2 separate regions of the Homo sapiens genome follow, and region 2 is linked to region 1. The links are chromatin loops, found by intact Hi-C in ENCODE. Cell type or tissue: ascending aorta. All regions are shown on one strand. Links, peaks and the distances in the headings refer to the core of each region. The heading gives the core; the rest is flanking DNA.

What was found. Peaks named below come from ENCODE experiments on the same cell type or tissue, not always from the same donor. Only the 100,000 strongest peaks of a DNase experiment are listed, where the experiment ranks them.
Region 2: a loop joins it to region 1, with 2.7 times the contacts of the local background. A loop is called at or near these places in 17 of 110 quality-filtered maps.

The regions. Positions count from the first base shown.
Region 1 is chr9:129,721,965-129,734,216 of GRCh38, reverse strand. It overlaps LOC124902284 (a long non-coding RNA gene), which reads left to right and starts at 7,350. Exons shown (of 2, transcript XR_007061815.1): 1 at 7,350-7,468; 2 at 7,885-7,928. It overlaps PRRX2 (paired related homeobox 2), which reads right to left. Exons shown (of 4, transcript NM_016307.4): 4 at 11,543-12,000. The coding sequence ends at 11,865. RefSeq lists a silencer at 7,273-7,466 and an enhancer at 9,006-9,505. In ascending aorta, for the core only: a CTCF peak has its summit at 7,445 (motif pointing left); DNase peaks (open chromatin) are centred at 7,436, 8,166, 8,246 and 9,494; H3K4me3 peaks cover 1,790 bases; H3K27ac peaks cover 4,562 bases.
Region 2 is chr9:129,658,658-129,671,035 of GRCh38, reverse strand. It overlaps PRRX2 (paired related homeobox 2), which reads right to left and starts at 5,389. Exons shown (of 4, transcript NM_016307.4): 1 at 4,910-5,389. The coding sequence starts at 5,168. RefSeq lists enhancers at 877-1,376, 1,377-1,878. In ascending aorta, for the core only: no CTCF peak of the experiment used is centred there; DNase peaks (open chromatin) are centred at 2,932 and 5,404; H3K4me3 peaks cover 3,943 bases; H3K27ac peaks cover 4,287 bases.

The DNA.
Region 1 (12,252 bases), core at 2,830-10,829:
CCTTCTTAGGAGGAAGCCCATGGCAGGTGATGGCAGCTGTGCCCTGCCCACCTGGGCTCCCCCATCTCTCGTGACAGGCCCACCAAGGACCTCCTGGGGCTCCCTCGACAAACAGGTTAATGAGTCTAATGTCTCAAGGCTTCTGAGAACCTCCCTGGTGCGTGAGGACCTTGAGGGTGAGGATGAGGGCAGGCAATGATGACAGTGGACAGAGGGACCTGCTGTTCACCGCCTTGGATGCTGGTCTGCGAGGCAGGGATCGAACCTGGGGACCCCCTGGGAAGGCAGAATCCACAGGATTGAGGGGATTCCTGGGCCTCTGTGTGTGTATCCTGGGAGGATGCTGCGGTTGGGAACAGGTTTCCAGGCAGGCCAGGCTGGAAGGTTGCACTGTTTCTAATTCAAGGCAGTCCAAAGAGGGATTATCTGTTGGGGCTGGTAAGAATCCAGGCAGGCTTCCCAGGAGAGGCATCGCTTGAATTAAAACTTGTTTATGTTTTTAGGCTGGGTGCAGTGGCTTACTCCTGTAAATCAACCCCAGCACTTTGGGAGGCCCAGCCAGGCTGATCATTTGAGACCAGGAGTTCGAGTCCAGCCTGGCCAACATGGCAAAACTCCATCTCTATTAAAAATACAAAGATTAGGTCGTGTGCAGTGGCTCACGCCTGTAATCCCAGCACTTTAGGAGGGTGAGGTGGGCGGATCATGAGGTCTGGAGATCGAGACCATCCTGGCAAACATGGTGAAACCTCAGCTCTACTAAAAATAACAAAAATTAGCTGGGCGTGGTGGGCGGGTGCCTGTAATCCCAGCAACTCAGGAGGCTGAGGCAGGAGAATCGCTTGAACCCGGGAGGCGGAGGTTGAAGTGAGCCGAGATCGCACCACGGCACTCCAGCCTGGGTGACAGAGCGAGACTCTGTCTTAAAGAAAGGCTTGTTTAAGTTTCTGAACTTGTTAATTATATGTACTTGCAAGTAATGGTCGATGTCACAGGTTTAGAAACTACAGGAAAGCTCACAAGAGCTCACAAGAGAAACATCAACCCCTCCAGGAATCACCATGCGGAGGCTGACCCAGGCCGGGCTCCGGGCGCTCTGGGACTCCTGTTCAAGCGCCTTGCAGTGAGGCCCTGGGTCACTGCAGTACCTCCCGACTGGATCCCTGAGTCTACCCTGGGCCCTTACGGTCACTCCCCACCCAGAGTCAGAGGCCCCCATCACCCCTGTGTGCGAAGCCCTCAGGTGGCTTTGATCCTGCTTGGAGGAAGGCCAAGTTCTCAAGAGGCCAGCAAGGTACCTCGAGGTCGTCAGTGTGCAGACCCCCTTTACCTTCTGTGTCTTTATCTCATTGCCCGTGTCCCCCTAGGATGTGCACTTGAGGGGCACCGGGATTTCGGTCTGTGCCGTTCTCTGCCGTGCCTGTGTCCCCGGCTCCTGGGGAAGATATGTTAAGTGAAGAAACGGATGTGAATGATGAGTGTGTACATGCACGTGTGTGTGGATACAAGCAGAGGGCCACAGGGAGGTTCAGGTTGTTTTTTCCCCCACCGGACCAAATTGAAGACTATATTCAGGATGGAATTCCACAGCAAAAGATATTTACAGAGGGCTTCTCAGCATCGGGGAGACGCCAGTGTGTCACAGCGGTGAGTGCTGTCTGTGCTCGGGGCTCACAGCCTTGAAGAGACACCTAAGACTTGCTTTTTTTATCATCGCTTGAGAATTTCCTTTGATCATACATCTGCATGTACTCCTAGGGGTCTCGGTGGTCAGTGGCATGAACTGTGACAGTGCCCTTGCACGGTACATCATCATCCTGGAGACCCTCATCATTTATTTAATCAGCCCTCGTTGTTGGATAATTGATTCATCAGGGTGCATGAGCACATGCCATGCTTTCAATGGGCGTCTTCGTACATCAATCTCTGTGCACAGCGGATGCAGGACAGGCGAGCCTCAAAGCAAGGCTTAGCCCGTGATGGTTCTTGGCTTTGCCCAGGAAATAATTCAAGGGCAAGCCATGGTAGAGCAGAAGAAAACAGCTTTATTGAAGCAACGGTGTCACAGCTCCGTGACTGCTCCTGCAGAACAGGGCTACCCCCACAGGTAGAGAGGGGCAGCTCAGGGCAGTTTTGCGGACATATTTATACCTACTTTTAATTATATTTTAATTAATGTAGATTAAGGGGCAGTTTATGCAGAAATTTCTAGGGAAGGGGTAGTCACTTTTGGGTTGTTGGGTCATTGCCATGGAAATGGGGGGTAACTCCTGGGTGTTGCCATGGCGATAGTAAACTGACATGGCACACTGGTGATCTGTGGTATGGAAAGCTGCTTCTGCCCCCGTCCCTGTTTTGGCTAGTCCTCAATTGGTCCGGTGTCTGAGCCCCACCTCCAGAGTTGAGTCCCACCTCCTACCTCACAGCCATTTCGTTAAAGTATGTTTCTTTCTCTCCCTTCCTTCCTTCCTTTTCTTTCCTTCCTCCCTTCCCTCCCTCCCTCCCCGTCTCTCTTTTCTTTTCTTTTCTTTTCTTTTCTTTCTTTCCTTCTTTCCCTCCCTCCCTTCCTTTCTTTTCTTTTCTTTCTTCTTTCTTTCTTTCCAAGACAGGGTCTTGCTCTGTCATCCAGGCTATAGTGCAGTGGCACAATCATAGCTCACTGCAGCCTTGACCTCCTGGGCTCAAGTGATCCTTCCACCTCAGCCTCCCAAATAACTGGGACCACAGGCATGCACCACCACACTTGGCCAATTTTTTGACTTTTTTGTAGAGACAAGGTCTCGCTATGTTGCCCAGGCTGGTCTCAAACTCCTGGACACAAGCGATCCTACTGCCTCAGCCTCCCAAAGTGCTGGGATTACAGGCGTGAGCCACTGTGCCCCTCCTAAAATATGTTTCTAGAAGTAAAACTGCTGGGTCAAAAAGGCATGTCTGTTTGGGACGTGTAGTACATATTGTCCTCCAAAAAGATGGTTCCAATTTGGACAGGATTTTTTAGAGTGTTGTCAATTTTTAGTACCTAAGTAGAGAAATTTACAAGTATATATATAAAGAATAGGGACCACCCAGAATCCCACCTCCCTGTAAAAAGTCACTGGTCACATTATCGTTTATGACTTTCCAGATTCTTTTACTATGCATGTTAAACATATATAATGTCATATGGATATATGTGGATATATATATCTAAAAGAGAGAGTGAGCCTGGGAGGTAGGCAGTGTTTCTCCACCTCTAAGCCCCTTTTGATGATGTTATTGTGATGGTCCCTAGAGATGCAGGTTTGAGGCCACCCAGCTGACGGTGGCTGCCCCCTCAGTATCTACACCAGCCAAGAAGAGTTTGAGTAGCTTCACTTTTAGAAGTTTGAATTATGAAACTAGGGCTTTTTTTTTCCATTTTCCAAATATAAAATTATAACACGGAGTTATATATATTTTTTATTATGTTTGCTGACTGTCCAGAATTGAACTTGGCCAGGCGCAGTGGCTCACGCCTGTAATCCCAGCACTTTGGGAGGCCCAGGTGGGTGGATCATTTGAGACTGGAGTTCGAAACCAGACTGGGCAACATAGTGAAACCCCATCTCGAAAAATAAATACAAAAATTAGCTGGGTGTGGTGGCGCATGCCTGTAGTCCCAGGTACTTGCGAGGCTGAGGCAGGAGGCGGAGGTTGCAGTGAGCCCAGATCATGCCACTGCACTTCAGCCTGGGTGACAGAGTGAGGCCATGTCTCAAAATAATAATAATAATAAATAAAAAAAAATTTAAAAGGTGACACTACATTGTAACCTCATTGGAGTGGATTTTTGCTGGCAAAGGGGTTGGATGGGAAGCTGTTGCTACAGGGAGACAGGGAGGAGGGATACAATGGAAAGAGGGGACCGAATTGTTAGGATTGTCTGAAGAATCTGGCCAGGTGCAGCAGCTCACGCCTGTAATCCCAGCACTTTGGGAGGCTGAGGCGGGCGGATCACCTGAGGCCAGGAGTTTGTGACCAGCCTGGCCAACATGGTGAAACCTTGTCCCTACTAAAAATACAAAATGAATCAGGCGTGGTGGCAGGTGCCTGTAGTCCCAGCTACTCAGGAGGCTGAGGCAGGACAATCGCTTGAACTTGGGAGGTGGCGATTGCAGTGAGCCGAGATTGTGCCATTGCACTCCAGCCTGGGTGACAAGAGCGAAACTCTGTCTCAAAAAAAAAAAAAAATCTGGGTAGGGACGAGGCGGGGTTAAGGTTGGATGGTGGCACTGTAGACACCTGGCCTGGGTGATTGATCTTTGCTGCAAGGGCCCTGGGGAGCCAAGGGAGGCTCTAGGCAGGGAAGAGACATGATCCGTGATCAAGGCTGTGTTTTAGACAACTGGCCTGTTGACTGTGCAGAATGGCCAGGAAGGAGATAAATAAGACAAGAGGCTGTTTACTGTGGACTGGCAGGTAATTAGAGCAGGGGCCTACCATCCAGTCTGCTCTGTGGCAGGTCTGGGGGTTCCCTGGGTGTCCCGTGGGCCAAGGGAGGCCAAGCTCAAGGTGAACTTTCTTTTCTTTCTTTCTTTTTTTTTTTTTTTTTTTTGCGGGGGGGAGACAGAGTCTTGCTCTGTCGCCCAGGCAAGAATGCAATGGGGCAATCTCGGCTCACTATAACCTCTGCCCCCCCGGGTTCAAGCAATTCTCCTGTCTCAGCCTCTGGAGAAGCTGGGATTACAGGTGTGCACCACCACGCCTGGCCAATTTTTGTATTTTTAGTAGAGACGGGGTTTCACCTTATTGGCCAGGCTGGTCTCCAACTCCTGACCCTCAGGTGATACTCCCGTCTCGGCCTCCCAAAGTGCTGGGATTACAGGTGTGAGCTACCGCACCAGCCAAGGTAAACTTTCAAGCTTCATTCCCACCTGTGTTAGTTTTTTATGGCTGTGTAACAAGTTGCCAGTTTAAAACTATACACGCTTACGATCATACAGTTCCTGTAGGTCAGGAGTCTGGGCGAGGCTCAGCTTGGTGCTGTGCTCAGGACCTCCCAGGGCTGCAATCGAGGTGTCATCCAGGCTGAGTCTCACTTGAAGCTCAGTGTCTTCTTCTAAGCTTGTTTGAATTGTAGGCAGAATTGGGCTCCTTGTGGTTCTGAAACTGAAGCCCTCAGCTCCTGGCGGCCTCCCCCTCCGCAGGCACTTCACAGCATAGCTGTTTGCGTCTTCCAGCTCAGCAGGAAAGTGGCTGTCTGCTTGGAATCTCTTCTTTCAGGGACAACCTGGATCTTTCAAAAGGCTCGCCTGATTAGGTCAGGCCCACCAGGGAGAATCTTCCTTTTGCTTACATCAGCGTCAACTGAGTGGAGACCTTAATTACATCTGAAAAATCCTTTCACCTTTGCCGCACTCTATTTGTCAGAAACAAGCCACAGTTTCCGCTCAAGGAGAAGGGATTACACAAAGGTGGGACTACCTGGGGTGGGAATCACAGGGCCATCTTTTTTTTTTTTTTTTTTTTTTGAGACGGAGTCTTGCTCTGCAGTGCAGGCTGGAGTTCAGTGGTGTGATCTTGGCTCACTGCAACCTCCACCTCCCGGGTTCAAGCGATTCTTCTGCCTCAGCCTATCGAGTAGCTGGGATTACAGGTGTGTGCCACCACGCCTGGCTAATTTTTTGTATTTTTAGTAGAGATGCCATGTTGGCCAGGCTGATCTCAAACTCCTGACCTCAGGTGATCTGCCTGCCTTGGCCTCCCAAAGTGCTGAGATTACAGGTGTGCGCCACTGTGCCCGGCTAATTTTTTGTATTTTTAGTAGAGATGCCATGTTGGCCAGGCTGGTCTCAAACTCCTGACCTCAGGTGATCTGCCTGCCTCGGCCTCCCAAAGTGCTGGGATTACAGGTGTGAGCCACTGCGCCCGGCTGGCAGGGCCATGTTAGAATTGTATCTGCCACACCGTCTCTCTTTTGAGTCCCCCTTCTGATTTCAAGGTGCTCATTCCTGACTGCCTTATATCCCAAGCTCAATCCATTCCCACTTTTTCTAAGGTGTGAACTAAGAATTAAGAAGTTCTTGGAGAGCCATTACGCAGTGGCTCACACCTGTAATCCCAGCAGTTGGAGAGGCCAGAGCGGGAGAATCACTTGAGTCCAAGAGTTTGAGGTTATAGTGAGCAAGGATCTCACCACTGCACTCCAGCCTGGGAGACAGATGTTCTCAAACACACTGTTTCCAGTACCTCCACTGACCAGCAAGTATCCAGAGGACACATCTAGCTCTGTGTGAGGCACCAGGGGGACACAAAACACAGGGAAGAAAGCACTTTTTTTTTTTTTGAGACGGAGTCTCACTCTGTCACCCAGGCTGGAGTACAGTGGCATGATCTCAGTTCACTGCAACCTCCGCCTCCCGGATTCAAGCAATTCTCCTGCCTCAGCCTCCTGAGTAGCTGGGACTACAGGTGTGCGCCACCACGCCTGGCTAATTTTTGTATTTTTAGTAGAGACGAGGTTTCACCATGCTGGCCAGGCTGGTCTCAAAATCCTGACCTCGTTATCCGCCCGCCTCGGCCTCCCAAAGTGTTGGGATTACAGGTGTGAGCCACCAGTCCCAGCCAAAAGCACATTTTTTTTTAACCTTTGAAGACCTTATTATGTACTCGAGGCTGTTACATTGGCCTGCTTTCTTTTTAAAGATTGTTTTTTCTATAAAGTTATTTTAAAAATATGGAGACTCGTGGATTGTGAGTCACCATAAAATTTAAGCTAATTGGCCTGGCAGAGCGGCTCAGCCCTATAATCCCAGCACTTTGGGAGGCCCGGGCAGGTGGATTGCCTGAGGTCAGGAGTTTGAGACGAGCCTGGCCAACATGGTGAAACCCTGTCTCTACTAAAAATACAAAAAGTTAGTTGGGTATAGTGGCGCAGGCCTGTAGTCCCAGCTACTCGAGAGCCTGTGGCAGTAGAACCAATTGAACCAGGGAGGTGGAGGTTGCAGTGAGCCGAGGTTGTGCCATACTCCAGCCTGGGTGACAGAGTGAGACTCAGTCTCAAAAAAAAAAAAAAAAAAAAAATTAAGCTACTCACATTTTGGCTTGTGTCTTTCCAGATTTTTTACATTGCACGTATAAAATATGTGATAAACACTGATGTGCACATTGCTTCCCCCGCCCCCCGATTTTGAGATTTTGATTATTTTTCAAAGTAGAGCTTAGAGACGGGTTTGCTGGGGGAAAGCATGTGAATATCTTCACGGCTGTTGGTTCCTGTTTCCTAAGGCTTCTGTAAACGCTGTAACCCCTGCTGGTGGTTTGGGATTTGCTTGTTTCTTTGTCTTTCCAGAGGAGGCTGGGTCAGGAGCCCGTTGCCAGCCCTGGAGATCTCCCAGGAGAGCGGAGAGGATGGGGTGTGTGCGGCCACATCGCGGGAACCCAGTCCAGGGCCCTGCAGCGGCCCCACGGCGCCCCCCAGGGGCGAGAAGCAGAGGTGCAGGAGCCGGAGGTACCAAGTTGATTTGGGTCCCCAGCTGGGGCTCCTAAGGCTAGTGGACATCAAAGGAACGGGGGAAGAGCCTCTGGACCGGGTATGCCGGGTCTCTGGACAGAGAAAGTGCCATTTCACCCCAGGAAGGGGAGTACGTATATTTTCTCAAACTCCATCCCTCACCCTGTGCTCCTCCACCGTAAACACTGAGGCACCCATTTATGGGCGGGAACTTTGTGCCAACAACCCTATGCAGTGGGTTCTGTAATTATCCCCATTTTACAGACAAGGAAACCAAGTCCCCGAGAAGTGCCTTGTCCAGGGTCACAGGACCAGAAACTCTAGTCTTTATTTCTCTGGTTTGGGTTTTTGCAAGAGCTGACTGTCTTTCCTTCAATCTCTCTCTCTCCTTCCCCCTCCCTTTCTCTCTCAAGTTCTTTTATTTCACATAAAAAAAAATAAAAGCAGAGACACGCAATGCCCTCTCCCAAACTCAAGCTCACTTGGCCAAATGGGCAAAGGCAGCAAGTTCTTCAGCCCAGGGCAGGGCCTTAGGTACCTTGTCCTCATGGAAAAATGATACCCTGGGATGGGTGCCCAGGAAGCTGCCCACACAGCCCTGCAATTAGGGCTACAATAGCGACAGCAGTGTTTGAATATTTTCTCTTTTATAGGGAGGGCTGCCTCGACCCCTCCCTCAGCTTCCCGGAGCAGCATGTGTAAACGATTAAGCTGGTTTGTTTTCTCTAGAGCGTTCGGAGGAAGTGACATTAACATCCTCATGGTCCAACGGCAAGGCCAGCACCTCCGTGGGAAGGTCCCCGTTTTTTTCTGAAGCTGGCCTTCCTGGGACTGGCCTCCCAGGCCCCCACCTGGTGTGACCTCATCACTGCACAGGCAGCCTCAGCCTGGCGATTCTTCAGGGTGCCCTCCCTTTGGGTTGAAAAGTAGAAAGGCCTGAGATGCCTGCACCAGGCCTGGAGCACTGGCCAGGGGCCTGGGTTGGGGGGTCTGTCCACTCACGAGCTCCCAGGTTAGTGCTTCCTGGGGGAAAACAGCCTGCTCTTCCCGGCTGCCCGTGAGTGCTCTGCTCTGGGCCCCCATGCTCTGGACCAAATGCGGGCACAGATCCCCCAGATGGGGAAAGGGAGCAAGCTTTGTGCCTAGGAGGACACTCAAGCCAGGTTGGACCCCAGCTCTTGTCTGGGTGGGAGGACAGGCCTGCATCTTCCAGAGGCTTCCACCAGGCAAGTCCCATGGCCAGGATCTCTTCTTCCTGGTCACTCCTGTGTGTCTAACCCCAAACCAGCTTTTTTTTTTTGGCAGAATCTCACTCTATCAGGCTGGAGTACAGTGGCCTGATCTCGGCTCACTGCAACCTCCACCTCCTGGGTTCAAGTGATTCTCCTGCCTCAGCCTCCCGAGTAGCTGGGATTACAGGTGTGCCCCACCACGCCTGGCTAATTTTTGTATTTTTAGTAGAGACGGGGTTTCACCGTGTTGGCAAGGCTGATCTCGAACTCCTGATCTCAAGTGATCTGCCCGCCTCGGCCTCCCAAAGTGCTGGGATTACAGGCGTGAGCCAACGTGCCCAGTCTGCAAACTGGCTTTGAAGGCTCCCAGTCTCCCCAGCCCATCACCAAGTCACCAATTCCTGTTTTTTTTTTTTTTTTTTTTTTTTTGCTGCATCCGAAACATCTCCCAGCTCCACCAACTCTGTCCCCATCTGGCCCAGGCCACAGCCCCTCCCACCTGGACACCCGCCCTGGCCTCCGCAAGGGGCTGTCTCCTTCACTCTTAGCCCACGGTCCCTCTTCCTCATGGAGGCTCAGGGCACGTCCCTCCACCAAGCAAATCCCCTCCATGGCTCCCCACAGACAGGGTGACATCCAAACATCTAGTCCCGGCCACACAAACCTCGTTTGAGCCAGTTCCTGTTCCTCTCCACCTTCACCCGGCACCAGGAGATCCAGCCCGGGAACAGCTCCCACTGGCCCAAAGAGAAGCTTCTGGCCTGCCCCAGGGCTACACTCATGCAGTCCCCTCAGCCAGAAACACCGTTGCCCCTCCCCCCTCTTTGGTGAACTCTTCATCCTCTCAGGCATACCTCCTCCAGGAAGCCTGCCCAGATGCCTTCAACAAGGTTTGGGGCCCCGTCTGTGCTCCCTGGGCCCCTGCAGCACCCCCTCATAGCCTTAGTGGTGCTGTAATTATTCCTTTGTCTTTGCCTCCTCATAGCATGGCGCAGCCTCTGCGGCCAGGAACCTTGCGTTTCATAATATTTTCTCAGTGCAAGAATGGCAAATGGAGGTCCAGAAAGCACTTACCCGAGGCAGAGGCCAAACTGAGCCAGAAAACACAAATCTGACTCCCCCTCCTCCCCCAGTCCAGGGCACAGGCCTGGCCCTCACAGTCAGGTGGGGCTGAGCAGCTGTAGACCTCAGCAGAACTCCCCCTCCCCTCCACCCCAGCCCCCACTGGTGCCCCAGGCTCTCCTGCTGGTCAGAGGCCCTGCTGCGGCCAGGGAGGAAGCCGTCCAGCCACCGAAGGAAGAAGTCACACAGCGACCGGGCGGTCACTCTTCCCCAGGTGTGTTTGCACATCTGAAGGGGCCACGTTCTGTGGTGGAAATCCGGATGGAGTATGGGGAAGAGTATTCAGGGGTGTATTGGGGGCAGGTGGGAGATGGTCCTCACTTTATTCACAAGTGTAGCTGCTGTACCTTCTAACTAAAGTGGGGGCCAGGCACAGTGGCTCACGCCTGTAATCCTAGTACTTTTGGAGGCTGAGGTGGGTGGATCACCTGAGGTCAGGAGTTCAAGACCAGCCTGGCCAACATGGCGAAACCCCATCTCTACTAAAAATACAAAAAATTAGCTGGGCGTAGCAGCGGACGCCTGTAATCCCAGCTACTTGGGAGGCTGAGGCAGGAGAATTGCTTGAACCCCTGGAGGCGGAGGTTGCAGTGAGCTGAGATCGTGCTGCTGCACTCTAGCCTGTGCGACAGAGCAACACTCCGTCTCAAAAAAATAGAATAGATAGATAAAGAAAGAAAGAAAGAAAGAAAGAAAGAAAGAAAAAGAAAGTAGGTTGTCCCCGTGCAGACTACTCATGTGTGGAGCCCCATGGCTGGCACTTTAGGGGCATGGTGACCCTGCATGGGCAGGGCGGGATACTGGAGAACTGGCCCAGCTCATTGACTCCATCGAGATTCCTTGCTGTGCCATCTGCCACCCCGCCACCCCAAGGGCCAGGGTTCCCACCACCATTGCCCAGGGCTGACCGTCTTTGTGCCCTCTGGGATGGGGGAGTGTTGTCCTACCTCCCGGGGGCTGGACTGGGGTGACTTTGAGCAGAAAGGCTCTCCTGACTTCCCTGGTGGGCGTGGGGACAGGTAGAGGGACTGGCCTCAGACCATCCCTCACCCCTGTTTTCTGCAGATCCCTCGTAAGTGGTGTCACTGGCTGGTGGCACCCTCAGTTACTGGCTGCAAATGGGTGGGTTGAGGGACTTGAGTCTTCTGCTGGCCTCAGCTGTCCTGGGAGCCTGGCCGGGACCTACAGTCTGCACCTGTTTTCTGGGCCATTTCCTCAGCCCCTTCATGGTTAAATGGCCGGAGAGATCCCACGCCTTCTGTGTGCCCAGAAGCAAGGGACTGAATGTCCTTCCATCTGTCCCACACACCCTCTGGCCAGTCTAGGAATCCATGATCACCCATCCTGCCCCGCAATAGGATGGGGAGACGATCCCTGCCCAGGTTCACACAGCAAGGCTCTGCCCAAACATCTGGGTGTCCCCTTGGGACTCAAGATGGGAGATGGGGTCTAGGGTGGGTTTCTGTCCTCCTCTCCCACCCCCCCAGCCCCCATTTCTGGGGGCCCTGCAGGGTGACAGAGGACTTCATTCCCGGGAACAGTACAGATATGAGGGCAGTGGGCCTCCCATGGCTGCTGGTCTGAGCCAGGCCGAGGCGGTCTCCATGCCTGCTGCAGGCCAGAAAAGGGCCCAGGAAGGCCATCCAGCCCTGTGGGGTCCCAGCTCTCATCTCAGCCACCAACATTGTTTGCGGCCCTTACCCACCTTCCTGCAACCTTTTGGGGCTTAAAAAAATGGTTTTATTTCTTAAAGACAAAAGCTTTTTGGTTTTAATACACAAACTAAATGAGGTCCTTGGCAGGCTCTTCCACCTTCCGGCCCAACCCCTCCAAGGGTTGTGGGCTGCAGTCTCTGGTGGCCAAGGACAGAAGAGCTGGGCCCGGCTGCAGGGGCCTCAACAGCCTCGTGGGCTCGGGAGTCCAGGCTGGACAGACGGGCCAGGAGAGCTCATCCAGGAGAAGGTCACTTCCTGGGCGTCTGCCCCCTTTTCTATTGCTGTCCACCCAGGGAGGCGTCTGGGTCCTGGTGGGACTGGACTTCAGTTCACCGTAGGCACCTGGCTGTGGTGCAGGCTGAACTCCTTGGCCTTGAGACGGAGGCTGGCGATGCTGTTGGCCATGTTGACCCCTGGGGTTGCGGGGCCTGAGCTCCCAGGGCTGTAGGGTGGCACTGTGCTGGGGGCGACATGAGACACAGGTCACATGGGTGCGGTTGGCTTCTGGGTATCAGTGCTCGACCCCAGCCTCTGGTCCTGCCACCCCCCTCCTTAGCTTGCTCTCCTGGGCAGCCTTCACCCAGGACTGGGGGTGATTTGGAGCTGTAGGGTTTGGGCAGGAGTCAGAAGTCCCCCCAGCTCAGTGCTGGGACACAGGAGCCTCCATATGAGCCATGAGCTTCCTGACAGCAGGGCCTGGGTTGGTCCATGC
Region 2 (12,378 bases), core at 2,364-10,363, 63 kb after region 1:
CAGGTGGTGAACGAGGCACAGAGAGGTGACATGACACCCCCAAGGTCACACACGGAGAGGAAGGCAAAAGCAAGGACCCCAACTGGAGCATCCCAGCACCCCAAAGAATGCTCACTGACTGCATGACTCCCCTTGTCCCAGGAAATAGAGAAAGGGGAAGGAAGGGGAGAGGGGAGGGGAAGGAACGCAAGCTGCCTTTCAAAGGCTGGGCTCTGAAGGGACCCCTTTGTCTCTTCCTCCAAAGCCTGGCTCTGGTCTTGTGATGATGCCCTGTTTCAGCATCAGTTACAGGGAGGCCGGTTAAAAACCGAAGTTAGCCGTGGAAAACAGTATTATGGACCCTTAACACATTTAAAGGTAGGGCCGGGCACGGTGGCTCAGACCTGTAATCCCAGCACTTTGGGAGGCTGAGACGGGTGGATCACCTGAGGTCAGGAGTTCAAGACCAGCCTGGCCAACAAGGCAAGACCCTGTCTCTACTAAAAATACAAAAATTAGCCAGGTATGGTGGCACGCACCTGTAATCCTAGCTACTCGGGAGGCTGAGGCAGGAGAATCACCTGAACCCAGGAGGCGGAGGTTGCAGTGAGCGGAGATCACACCACTGTACTCCAACCCGGTCAATGGAGCAAGACTCCGTGAAAAACTAAAAAATAAAAAAATTAAAGGTAGAACTACCATAGAATGCAGCCATTCCAACACTGACTAGATATCCCAAATCATTAAAAGCAGGGACTTGTATACATCCACGTCCACAGCGGTGCTGTTCACAGTAGATGGGAACAACCCACGTGTCTGTAGATGGGTGAACGGATACAATGTGGTCCATCCGTACAGTGGAATGTGATTCGGCCTTCAGAAGGAAGGAGACTCTGACGCATGCTACACGGGTGAGCCCTGTAGACGTCACATTAAGTGAAATAAGACGGTCACAGAACGGCAAATACTGTAGGATTCCACTTACATACGAGATCCCTAGGGTAGTCAAATCCACAGAGACAGGAAGCAGACTGCTGGGTGCCAGGGGCTGGGGGAGGGGGAATGCATGTTCAAGGGGGTGCGGTTTCAGTTTGGGAAGATGAGAAAGTTCTGGAGATGGATGGTGGTGGCGACTGCACGACAATGTGAACGGACTTAATGCCACCGGACAGCATTCTTGTAAATGGTGAAAATGGTCAATCTGATGTTAGGCATCTTTTATCGCAATAAAAAATAATTGAAGGTAGGTCTGCCAGTCTCTTAACTCAGTCTCTTAACTCAGGCCCTGAGCTGAGCCCTGGGGACCCCCACCACAAACCAGACCCACCCCTATGAACAGATGCACCGACAGCCCCTCGAGGGCTCCCACCTCACCCTGCCTTGCCCCGTGCCTTAGATGCAAGCACTTCATCTTCCGAAATCTCTGGAAAATGAATCCACGTGGGATCCCAAGGTTTCTCCTGCAGTGAATCCTGGGGTTTTCCAAAGCAGGTACCAGCCCTGAGCACTGGCCGCCCAGCCTTCCCTGGCCAGAGGCCTCACCCCTGCCTGGCTCTAGGGGCTTTGTTTATTTTCCCAGTGTGTCCACGTCCCCGTTTCCACTCTGCCCACAGGAGGGAATGCTTTAGAGAAAATCTCAGTTATTAATGTGGTTTCTTTTGTTGTAAGTCATTGCAAAGGCAGCAAACCAGGGTTTGTTTTCCTAACGTGCCTGGTGCAGCCCTCAGCGTTTGACTGGCGAGGAAGGAACCCGCGACCCTGGTTTGTTCTGAGTCACTGGCGAAGCCACGGTCTTCCCGGCCATTTCTGGAGGGAGCCTGGTCTTAGAAAGTCATTGGCAGTAGCGGGCTTTATCTACTGGTGGCTTTGTGCAAACAAAAATTTTTAAATTAAAAAAAGTTTGAGCCTGCTATCCCAGCAGATTGAAGACGTATTAATTCCTAACTCATTGGTGTCCCCCATTAACCCTTATTTTTCTTTCTTTCTTTCTTTTTTTTTTCTCCTGCCTCAGCCTCCCGAGTAGCTGGGATTATAGGCGTCTGTCACCACACCTGACTAATTTGTGTAGTTTTAGTAGAGATGCAGTTTCACTATCTTGGCCAGGCTGGTCTTGAACTCCTGACCTTGTGATCCAACTGCCTCAGCCTCCCAAAGTGCTGGGATTACAGGTGTGAGCCACTGCACCTGGCTAACCCTTATTTTTCTAATGGGGGCACTCCCTCTTTGGTGCCATCTCTTTCTTTTCTTTTCTTTCTTTCTTTTTTTTTTTTTTTTTTTTGAGATGGAGTCTCATTCTGTTGCCCAGGCTGGAGTGTGCAGTGGTGCAATCTTGGCTCACTGCAACCTCCGCCTCCCGGGTTCAAGGGATTCTCCTGTCTCAGCTTCTCCAGTAGCTGAGATTACAGGCATGCACCACCACACCCGGCTAATTTTGTATTTTTAGTAGAGATGGGGTTTCACCATGTTAGCCAGACTTGTCTCAAACTCCTGACCTCTAGTGATCCAACCACCTCAGCCTCCCAAAGCACTGGGGTTACAGGTGTGAGCCACCGCCCCCGGCCAGACCATCTTTCTTTGGACCTGAAAACAACTCCAAGAGCCACAGGAAAACCCACCTCCAAGCATGTCTGGATCCGTGGTGAGGGGACCGGGCTCCTGTATGTCCAGGACTGGAGGATGATGCCGCAACCCAAGACTCAGCCCACTGGCCTGGGGTCTGCAGTCCCGGCAAGCCCAGCAAGGTTTGGCTGCCCACTTTCAAAGGGTCGATGATGGGGAAAGAAGGATCCCATCTCCCCCACCTTTGGAGCCTTCAGGACTTGGGAGTCCACAGCAAGTGGCAGTGGTGGGGCCGCCTGACCCAGATGGATGAGTTGGAAACTGGCGCCTGCCCTGCAGTCCCCTCTCTCCACCTTCTGCCTGTAGACCCAGATCCGGGCCACACCCCGGGCGGAGCCCAGGGACTCTCCCTGCCAGGGCTCCATCGTCCTCAGGGCAGAGCTAGGCAGCTTCCAAGACGGACCAGCCCACGAGCGCCTCCTGGAGCCTGGCCCAGACCCCACCCCACCTGATCCCACACCCAGTGTGTCCCAAGCATGCCTGGGTACTCCCAGTGTGCCAATGCCCCTTCTTAGGAGAAGGCCTGGAGGCCTCATGGGCTCTCCAGGAGGGTGGCTAGCCCCAGGGAGCTGCTGGGGAGACCCACTGCACACCCAGCTGCCTGGAGGCTGCCAAGGGCCTTGTCTAGGCGCCCACATCCCCAGCTGACACTAGCTGTTCTGGGATCCCCGGGGAAACCCGCCACCAGAGACCTCCAACACCGTGTCCGGGAGAAGCACGGCCTTCCCTGGCTGTCCCCACAGCAGGGGTAGGTCAGAAATGGGCAGGCCGTCCCCTGGCCAGGACTGGAGTACGAGACACCCTGGCCCCCTTCCTTCCCTCCTCACCCCTCTCTCCTCTCCCTTCCTTCCTCTTCCTCTGTCTCTCCTCCCTCTCTCTCTCCTTTCCTTGCCTTCTCCTTTCCTTCTTTCCCTTCACCTTCAAGTTGTTCCTCCTTCTCTTCCCAACCCCTGGAGTCTCCCTTCATCAGGGTAAACCGGGACCTCTCCTCTGTCCTGGGGTTGGGGGACCGGCTCAGAGCCGCTGAGGTCCTCAAATGACCTTGGGCCGGCAGGGCATTCCCCCAGCACAAACCAGAGGGCACCTGCTTTCCTCCGGGCCAGAGTGGACATCTCCCTCCCCTTTTCTACTGAGGAGCTAAACCCCAACTCCTGGGAGGTCTGCTGGCTTCACACTCACCCCGGAGGGTGCAGCCAGTGGCCAGTCCACTGTGGCCAGTGAGTGGTGGCCGCTGCCATGAGGGAGCCAGTGGCTTCATCTCAGCCACAGGCTGGCAGAAGGTGCCCCGTGAAAGGCAGGCGTGTCGCAGGCGTCCTCGTGGACGCACATGGATTCAGACTAGGCTGCAGCCACCTCTGTTTTCCCTGCACCTCCTGTCTCTGAAAAGCCAAGGAACGCAGCCACCAGCCTGGGCACCCTGAGACCTGGAGGCTGGTGCCGGGAACAGGGTCCCCCGGGGCGGGTGGGAGGGCTGCTGGAGTCAGGCGGGCACACTTCAGGGGCCCAGAGCCCCCAGCAGGCCGGCCCATCCCCAGAGCTAGGGGACAGGGGCCTGGTTTCAGATCACCGGGCCCCCATCCTTAGTGTGTGCTGAGCCGCGAGGACTCCGGTCCTCCCCTCCCCCACTGAACCGTCCGGGGCTGGGGCCTTTGCTTTTTCTCCATCTTCTCCCCGTCCCTCCCCTTCTTACCAAGGGCTCAGGACCCTGCCATCCTGTGTCACTTTTTGAAAAAGGCCACTTGGGTGGGTTGTTTGTTTTTAAAGCCCCTTCCTGATGACCTTTGACCTCTGCCGGGGAAGAGAGGCCTGGCTGGGCCGTTCCACCGAGGCAGCTGCTCCCGGGGCAAACTGGAGGGTGGGGGGGGGTGGGCAGGCACCCTCGCCCCCCAAAGAGCCCAACTTAAGACCGAGGAGGAGCTGGGGCGGCGCTAGCTCGTGCGGGAGGGGGCGGGTTTGAAACCCCAACGTGCAGCTCAGCGGCTTTGCCCGACTCAGGTCTCTGTTTCCCCAGTTGTAACCCGGCAGCAGCCACACCCACTTCCCAGGCTGTTCGGGAGCCGAATACTGGGGAGCGAAGGCAGCGCACTTCCCCGTGGGGACGCACCCCAAGACCCGAAGAGGGTCCCCCTCCCCCAGCCCAGAGTGCTGGTCAACCGCCGTCCACCGTCACTTACACGCGCCCCCAGAAGTCCTGCCGCCGACCACGCGCCCTGCATCTTCGCCCGCCCCGCGCCGGCTCCCCGGACCCCGCGCCCCGGCCCCGGCCCCGGCCCCGGCCCCGCCACCCCCGTCCCTGGCCGGCCGTACTCACCATCCTGCGGCGCCGCCTCGCTGCCGCTGCTGCCCCCGGACGGCTCCCGTGCTGCGCCCTCCCGCGCCTCGGCCCTGGCCCCGGGGCGCGCCGCCAGCCGCCCGGCCGCCGCCACCTCTTCCAGGTCCAGGAGGTGGCTCACCGAGAAGTTCTTGCGCGCCTGGGCGCAGTCGCCGGGCCCCAGCGCGGGTGGAGGCGGCGGCGGCCCCGGGCCCAGCGCCGGCTTGTCCAGGGCGAAGGCGGCGGCCGCGCTGTCCATGCCCGCGAGCGGCCCCGGGGGGGCCGGCGGGGGTCTCGGGCTCGGGTCCCAGGAAGGGTCGCGGGCGCGGGTCGGAGCGAGAGCCCCGGCCGCCCCGCGCTCTGCCCAGCTCCCGCCGCCTCCTAGCCTCGCGGCCCGCCCGGCGCTGACGTCGGGGAAACAAACTTTCCGCCCTCCCCTTCTCAGCCACGGCCGCTCGCTCCGGAGCCGCTGGTGCACGCGCTGCGCCGGCCACACGCCCCTTCTTGAAGCAAACCTCGCCCCCCGTCCTCTCCTCCGCCCTCTCCTCCCCGCGCGCCTCGCCCGCCCCCACCCCGGCTGCTGGCGCTGGGGGCGGGGAAGGGGTGTCCTCCCTTCACCCTCCCCACCCACTTTTTAGGGAGTGGGAGGTTCCGTGTTTTGTCGTTTTCCATCCCCCAAGTATCTGGGAGGTGATGGCAGAGGGATTCCCCCCTTCCCTTTACAATCGCCTCCGCAGGTGGAGGGGGCGGCCCAGAGACGAAGGCGACGAGCCCCCCACTCCCAGCTCCAGCCTCACTCGCCTCAGCGCCCCCAACAACGGCCCCGCCCGCCCGCGCTGGCCGACAGAGCTCTGTGCACACCACCCGCCCCAAGGCTGTCTCTCCCAGCAGGCAGCGCATCCTCAGGCTCCTGGGGTGTACGCGACCCCCCACCCCGCCTCTCCCCCGCTGCTCCCTGCCAGGTCCCCCACACACACCCACACACCCGGTGCCCACCCCCCAGGAGGCCCCAGGCCCTTCCCCAAGGAAAACCAAGCGGAGAGGCAGGCGCTTCGTTGCAGAATTCCTGGCGCACACACAGAGGACAGCCAGCCTGAGACGGGTGACAGGAAAGAGAGAGGCAGACTTAGGTGTCCGCTCTTGTTTCAGTTTTGTTTTTCAATGAAAGCACAGAAAAGATGTGCGGAGTGAGCAGACCTGAGACCCTAAGCCCCCCGGATGCCACTGCTCTTTCTCCAGGACAGCCGCTCACCGGCCCGTCCCTCTGTCGCCCTGCCCTCACTACGAGGCATAAAGTCACATCAGCCAAAGTCGCCTACCGGAGGAAGCCTTCAGCACATCCTTTCCCTGTTCCCATATGGAAAACCGGCCCGCACACATCCCTGAAAGCCTGCGGACCATTATTTTTATTTATTATTTATTATTATTATTTATTTTTATTTTTTTGAGACAAGAGTCTGGCTCTGTCGCCCAGGCTGGAGTGCAGTGTCGTGATCTCGGCTCGCTGCAACCTCCGCCTCCTGACTTCAAGCGCTTCTCCTGCCTCAGCCTCTCGAGTAGCTGGGATTACAGGTGTGCATCACCATGCCCGGGTAATTTTTGTATTTTTAGTAGAGGAGGGGTTTCACCATGTTGGCCAGTCTGGTTTCCAGCGTCTGACCTCAGGTGATCCACCTGCCTCGGCCTCCCACAGTGCTGGGATTACAGGCGTGAGCCACCGCACCCAGCCGGGAACACTATTTTTAAGGAAAGCCTAGCAATACATTATAATACATTAATCCTCACAGCGTGTGTTGTTTGTGTCCGCCCCCACCCCCTCCCGCGCTGGAAAGGAATCGACTTCAAAATGAGGCCGAGTAGGCCGGGCACAGTGGCTCACGCCTGTAATCCCAGCACTGTGGAAGGCTGAGGTGGGTGGATCACCTGAGGTCAGGAGTTCGAGACCAGCCTGGCTAACATGGTGAAACCCTGTCTCTACTAAAAATAATAATAATAAAAAAAATTAGCTGGGCATGGTGGCAGGCGCCTGTAATCCCAGCTACTGGGGAGGTTGAGGCAGGAGAATAGCTGGAACCTGGGAGGCGGAGGTTGCAGTGAGCCGAAATCACGCCATTGCACTCCAGCCTGGGCAACAAGAGTGAAACTCCATCTCAAAAAATATATATAAATTAAATTAAATAAGAAATAATAATTTAAAAAATGAGGCCGAGTGTCCCTGAAGTGTCTTTAGCCACAGCAATCCGTGCAGGTGCACACATGGGTAGGGAGGGTTTGGAGATGACGGGGTTCTCCGTCCTTGGACCTCTGCTCCAAGGAGTGTCCAGCAAGAAAGGCCAGCAAAGAGGCGCCAGTCTCCCTCATCCTAGGCGGCTGGGAGGAGCCCAGTCTGGGCACCAGGGCATACCCAGTGCTGCCCACAGTGTGTGTGGCTGAACCACTTTCTGAGGAACCGAGCAGGGTAGGGCCACTACTGGGCTCAGGATGTCTGGGAGGACCCTGCCCCTGCACCCAGCAAAACCCTCAGAGTGGAGGGGTCTTACCCAGGAAAAGCACAGCCCACTGAGTAGAGGCTTCATCCCAGAGGCAGAACAGTTTTGTGTTGGAGACAGGGTTCCAGCCCCAGCTATGCCCCTACTGCCATGTGGCCTCAAATTCAGCACCTTGGCCGGGCGTGGTGGCTCACGTCTGTAAGCCCAGCACTTTGGGAGGCCGAGGTAGGTGGATCACCTGAGGTCAGGAATTTGAGACCAGCCTGGCCAACATGGCAAAACCCCATCTCTACTAAAAATACAAAAATTACCTGGGCATGGTGGCATGCACTTGTAATCCCAGCTACTCGGGAGGCTGAGGCAGGAGAATCGCTTGAACCTGGGAGGAGGTTTCAGTGAGCCGAGATCGCGCCACTGTGCTCCAGCCTGGGCAACAGGAGCAAAATTCCATCTCAAAAAAAAAATCAGCACCTCCCCTCTCCAAGCCCCAGCTCCCTGACAGTGGAAGGCGCCTAATGAAGAGCCTGTCTCCTGGGCACAATGGGGACTCCATAGTAGGTGAACTTCTGGGCCCATGGCCTGGAACACACAGAGGGTACTGTTGACATTGGCCTGTGCAGTCAAAGGGCCTGAGGGATCATCTAGATCATTCCCTTGGAAGACAGATGGGAAAACTGAGGCCAAAAAAAGGTGAAAGCTCTTCTGGAGCTGGGAGAACCATGGAAATTGTTTGGTTTAAGCCCTTTTGTTTTACAGATCAGCAATGCGAGGCCCAGAGCTGGGAAGCGCAGTGTTCCGATCTCTCGGCATGGCCAGTGGCCACAGTGGCTTCTTCCACTCACTCCTGCAATTACTCATCCTACACATGTTGAGAGGTAACTCCATCTCTGTAGCATGATGGCTGTCTGGCACCAGCCTCCTGGGTGCAGATCAAGACCTTGCCTGAGCTTTGAGCAATCTATTTAGCCTCTTTCTCTTGGGGGCCTTAAATGTAAAATGAGCTGACTGGGTGTGGTGGCTCAGGCCTGTAATCCCAGCACTTTGGGAGGCTGAGGTAGGAGGATCTTTTGAGCCCAGAAGTACAAGACCAGCCTGGGCAACATAGTGAGACCTCATCTCTAGAAAAAAAAAGTAGCTGGTGTGGCAATGCATGCCTATAGTCCCCAGCTACTTGGAGGCTGAGATCGGAGGATTGCTTGAGCCTGGGAGGTTGAGCTACAGTGAGCTGTGATGGCACCGCTGCACTCCAGCCTGGGCAGCAGAGTGAGACCCTATCTCTCTTTTTTTTTTAATTTAATTTTATTTATTTATTTATTTATTTTTAGTATTTATTGATCATTCTTGGGTGTTTCTCGCAGGGGGGGATTTGGCAGGGTCATAGGACAATAGTGGAGGGAAGGTCAGCAGATAAAGAGACCCTATCTCAAAAAAAAAAAAAAAAAGAAAGAAAGAAAAAGAAAAAGAAAATGAGCTGTTAGGAGGATTAAATAAACCAATGTATAAATAAAGGACACCTGGTACCTAGTGAGCATTTAATACATGTTAACAATGATTATTTTTTAAATATCTGGCTGGGCGCAGTGGCTCATGCCTGTAATCCCAGCACTTTGGGAGGCTGAGGCGGGCAGATCACCTGAGGTCAGGAGTTTGAGACCAGCCTGGCCAACATGGTGAAACCCCATCTCTACTAAAAATACAAAAAATTAGCTGGGTGTGGTGGCGGGCACCTGTAATCCCAGCTACCCAGGAGGCTGAGGCAGGAGAATTGCTTGAACCCGGGAGGCAGAGGTTGCAGTGATCCAAGATCTCGCCATTGCACTGCAGCCTGGGCAACAAGAGTGAAACTCTGTCTCAAAAAATAAATAAATACATAAATACATAAAACAAATAAAATAAACATATGTTCTGAGAAGTAGACAGGGCAAGGATGGTGAACTCGGACTGTGCAGCTGAGGGACATGGGTATGAATCTACCCACTGCCATTTACTGGCTGCGTGGCCTTGAATATGTCACTTGCCCATCCTCCCTGAGTCTGTCCCATCGTCTGTAAAATAGGAATAGTAGAGGAGCCAATCCAAAGGGTTCTTGTGGATTTACCATCATTATTGTTGCTGCCTATTCCCTTGCCCAGCCTGGGGATAAGGGCTGGGGTTGGGGCAGGGATGGAAGGGTGGGGCAAAGGGCATAGACTGCTGCACTGTGCAATAAGACAAGAAAGCAATAAGACAAGAAAAAGGGATGAACTAAAAATAATTCGAATATATCTTTGTAGCTTATCTCTATATATCTAGAGAGATGAAGAAAGTTCTATAATATACAGTCCTACATATAGTTTTATGTTTAGGATTGTATACTATAGTCCTATGTTATAAAAGTGGAAGTATGTTTACCTCCTGTTTTATAACCTGCTGAGCATGAGCGTCAGCTCTGATCCAGCCTGGGAATACACCCAAGGAAACTCCAGGGAATCCCAGGAGGGCAGAACTCAGGGACTCATCACCCCAAAGGGATATGGCTAAAAATAAATCATTTCATGATGATTTTGATAAATCTGAGAGGCTAACCCAGAAGAGGAAATGGAGGGCAAATAGGATTCCCATTCAGAACCTCTCAGATCAACTTGTGGTTACTGAGCCGGGCACTGCAGCCAGCCAGGGAGAAAGGGAAGGGAAAGAAAGAGGGCCCCTGCTCACCAGATGGGATTCGCGGAGAAGGAGCTGATTATTCACTGGTGGTTCCATTTGAGGCTAAGTTCTAGGTCTGACCTTCAGTGAAAACTCATATTTGCCCCAGTCTCAAAAGCTCACATGTTAAAAATGAAAAGGTAACTTTTCTTATTGCAAAAGTAATATGTTATGGTTGAGATTTTAGAAAGCATCATTAGAATTAAGAGAATAAAAATCACCTATAACCCATTCCTAAAAGGCCTTAACACACACACGAGGCGTTCAAGACTTTTTCCTTTTTTTTTTGAGATGGAGTTTTGCTCTTGTTGCCCAGGCTGGAGTGCAATGGCGTAATCTCGGCTCACCACAACCTCTGCCTCCCAGGTTCAAGTGATTCTCTTGCCTCAGCCTCCCGAGTAGCTGAGATTACGGGCATATACCACCATGCCCAGCTAATTTTTGTATTTTTTAGTAGAGATGGGGTTTCTCCATGTTGGTCAGGTTGGTCTTGAACTCCTGACCTCAGGTGATCCGCCCACCTCGTCTTCCCAAAGTGCTGGAATTACAGGTGTGAACCACTACGCCCGGCCACTATGGGCTTTCGTTAAGGCTCCTAAACTCTTTAGGCTTCAGTTTCCCCATTTGCTTTTTCCTTTCCTTTTCTTTCTTTCTTTCTTTGTTTTTTTTTTTTGTTTGTTTGTTTTTGTTTTTTTTGAACAGGGGGTCTCACTCTGTCTCTGTCATCCAGGCTGGAGTGCAATGGCACAATCTCGGCTTACTGCAACATCTGCCTCCCAGGTTCAAGCGATTCTCCTGCCACAGCCTCCGGAGTAGCTGAGATTACGGGCATACAGCACCACACCCAGCTAATTTTTGTACTTTTTAGTAGAGACGGCGTTTCTCCATGTTGGTCAGGCTGGTCTGGAACTCCTGACCTCAGGTGATCCGCCCACCTTGGCTTCCCAAAGTGCTGGGATTATAGGCGTGAGCCACCGCGCCTGGCCACACCGTTATTTTCTTAAGAATAAATACCTAGAATGGCCGGGCGCGGTGGCTCACGCCTGTAATCCCAGCACTTTGCGAGGCCGAGGCGGGCAGATCACAAGGTCAGGAGATCGAGACCATCCTGGCTAACACGGTGAAACCCCGTCTCTACTAAAAATACAAAAAAATTAGCCGGGCGTGGTGGCGGGCGCCTGTAGTCCCAGCTACTTGGGAGGCTGAGCCAGGAGAATGGCGTGAACCCGGGAGGCGGAGTGTGCAGTGAATCGAGGTCGCGCCACTGCGCTCCAGCCTGGGCAACAGAGCGAGACTCCATCACACACACACACACACACACACACACACACACACACACACACACACACACACAAAGAATAAATACCTAGAATAGGCTGTGGTGGGCAAATAATGACCTTCCAAAGGTGTTTATATCATAATCCCTGGGACCCATGAATGTGTTAAAGGGGAATTAAGGTAACAGATGGAATTAAGCCTGCCTATCGGCTGACTTTAACACTGGAGAATTGTTCTGGATTATCTGGCTGGGCCCCATATAGTAATCACAAGTGGAAAAGGGAGGCAGCAGAGTTGCTGTCGGAGTGATGTGATGTGAGAAAGACTCTATTGGCTGTTGCTGGCTTTGAAGATGGAGGAAGGCAGCCACAAGCCAAGGAACGCAGGTAGCCTCCAGGAGCTGGAAAAAGCAGGAAACAGAATCCAGAAGGAAATACAGCCCCGCCAGCCCCTGGATTGTAGCCCGGGACTTCTGACTCCAAGAAAGCTAAGATAATCAATTTGTGTTTTATTTATTTATTTATTTATTTTTGAGACAGAGCGAGCACTCTGTTGCCCAGGCTGGAGTGCAGTGGCACCATCTCAGCTCACTGTAACCTCCACCTCCTGGGTTCGCGCGATTCTTGTGCCTCAGCCTCCTCAGTAGCTGGGATTACAGGTGTGCGCCACCATGCCTGGCTAATTTTTGTATTTTTAGTAGAGACGGGGTTTCACCATGTTGACCAGGCTGGTCTTGAACTCCTGACCTCAAGTGATCCATCCACCTCAGCCTCCCAAAGTGCTGGGACTACAGGCTTGAGCCACCACGCCTGGCCCAATTTGTGTTTTTAAAATCATAGGTTTGTGATAAGTTGTTGTTTTGTTTTGTGTTTTTGAGACAAAGTCTCATTCCATTGCTCAGGCTGGAGTGCAGTGGTGTGATCATAGCTCACTGCAGCCTTGACTTCCCGGGCTCAGGCCATCCTCCCACCTCAGCCTCCGGAGTAGCTGGGACTAAGGTGCAGGCCACCACACCCG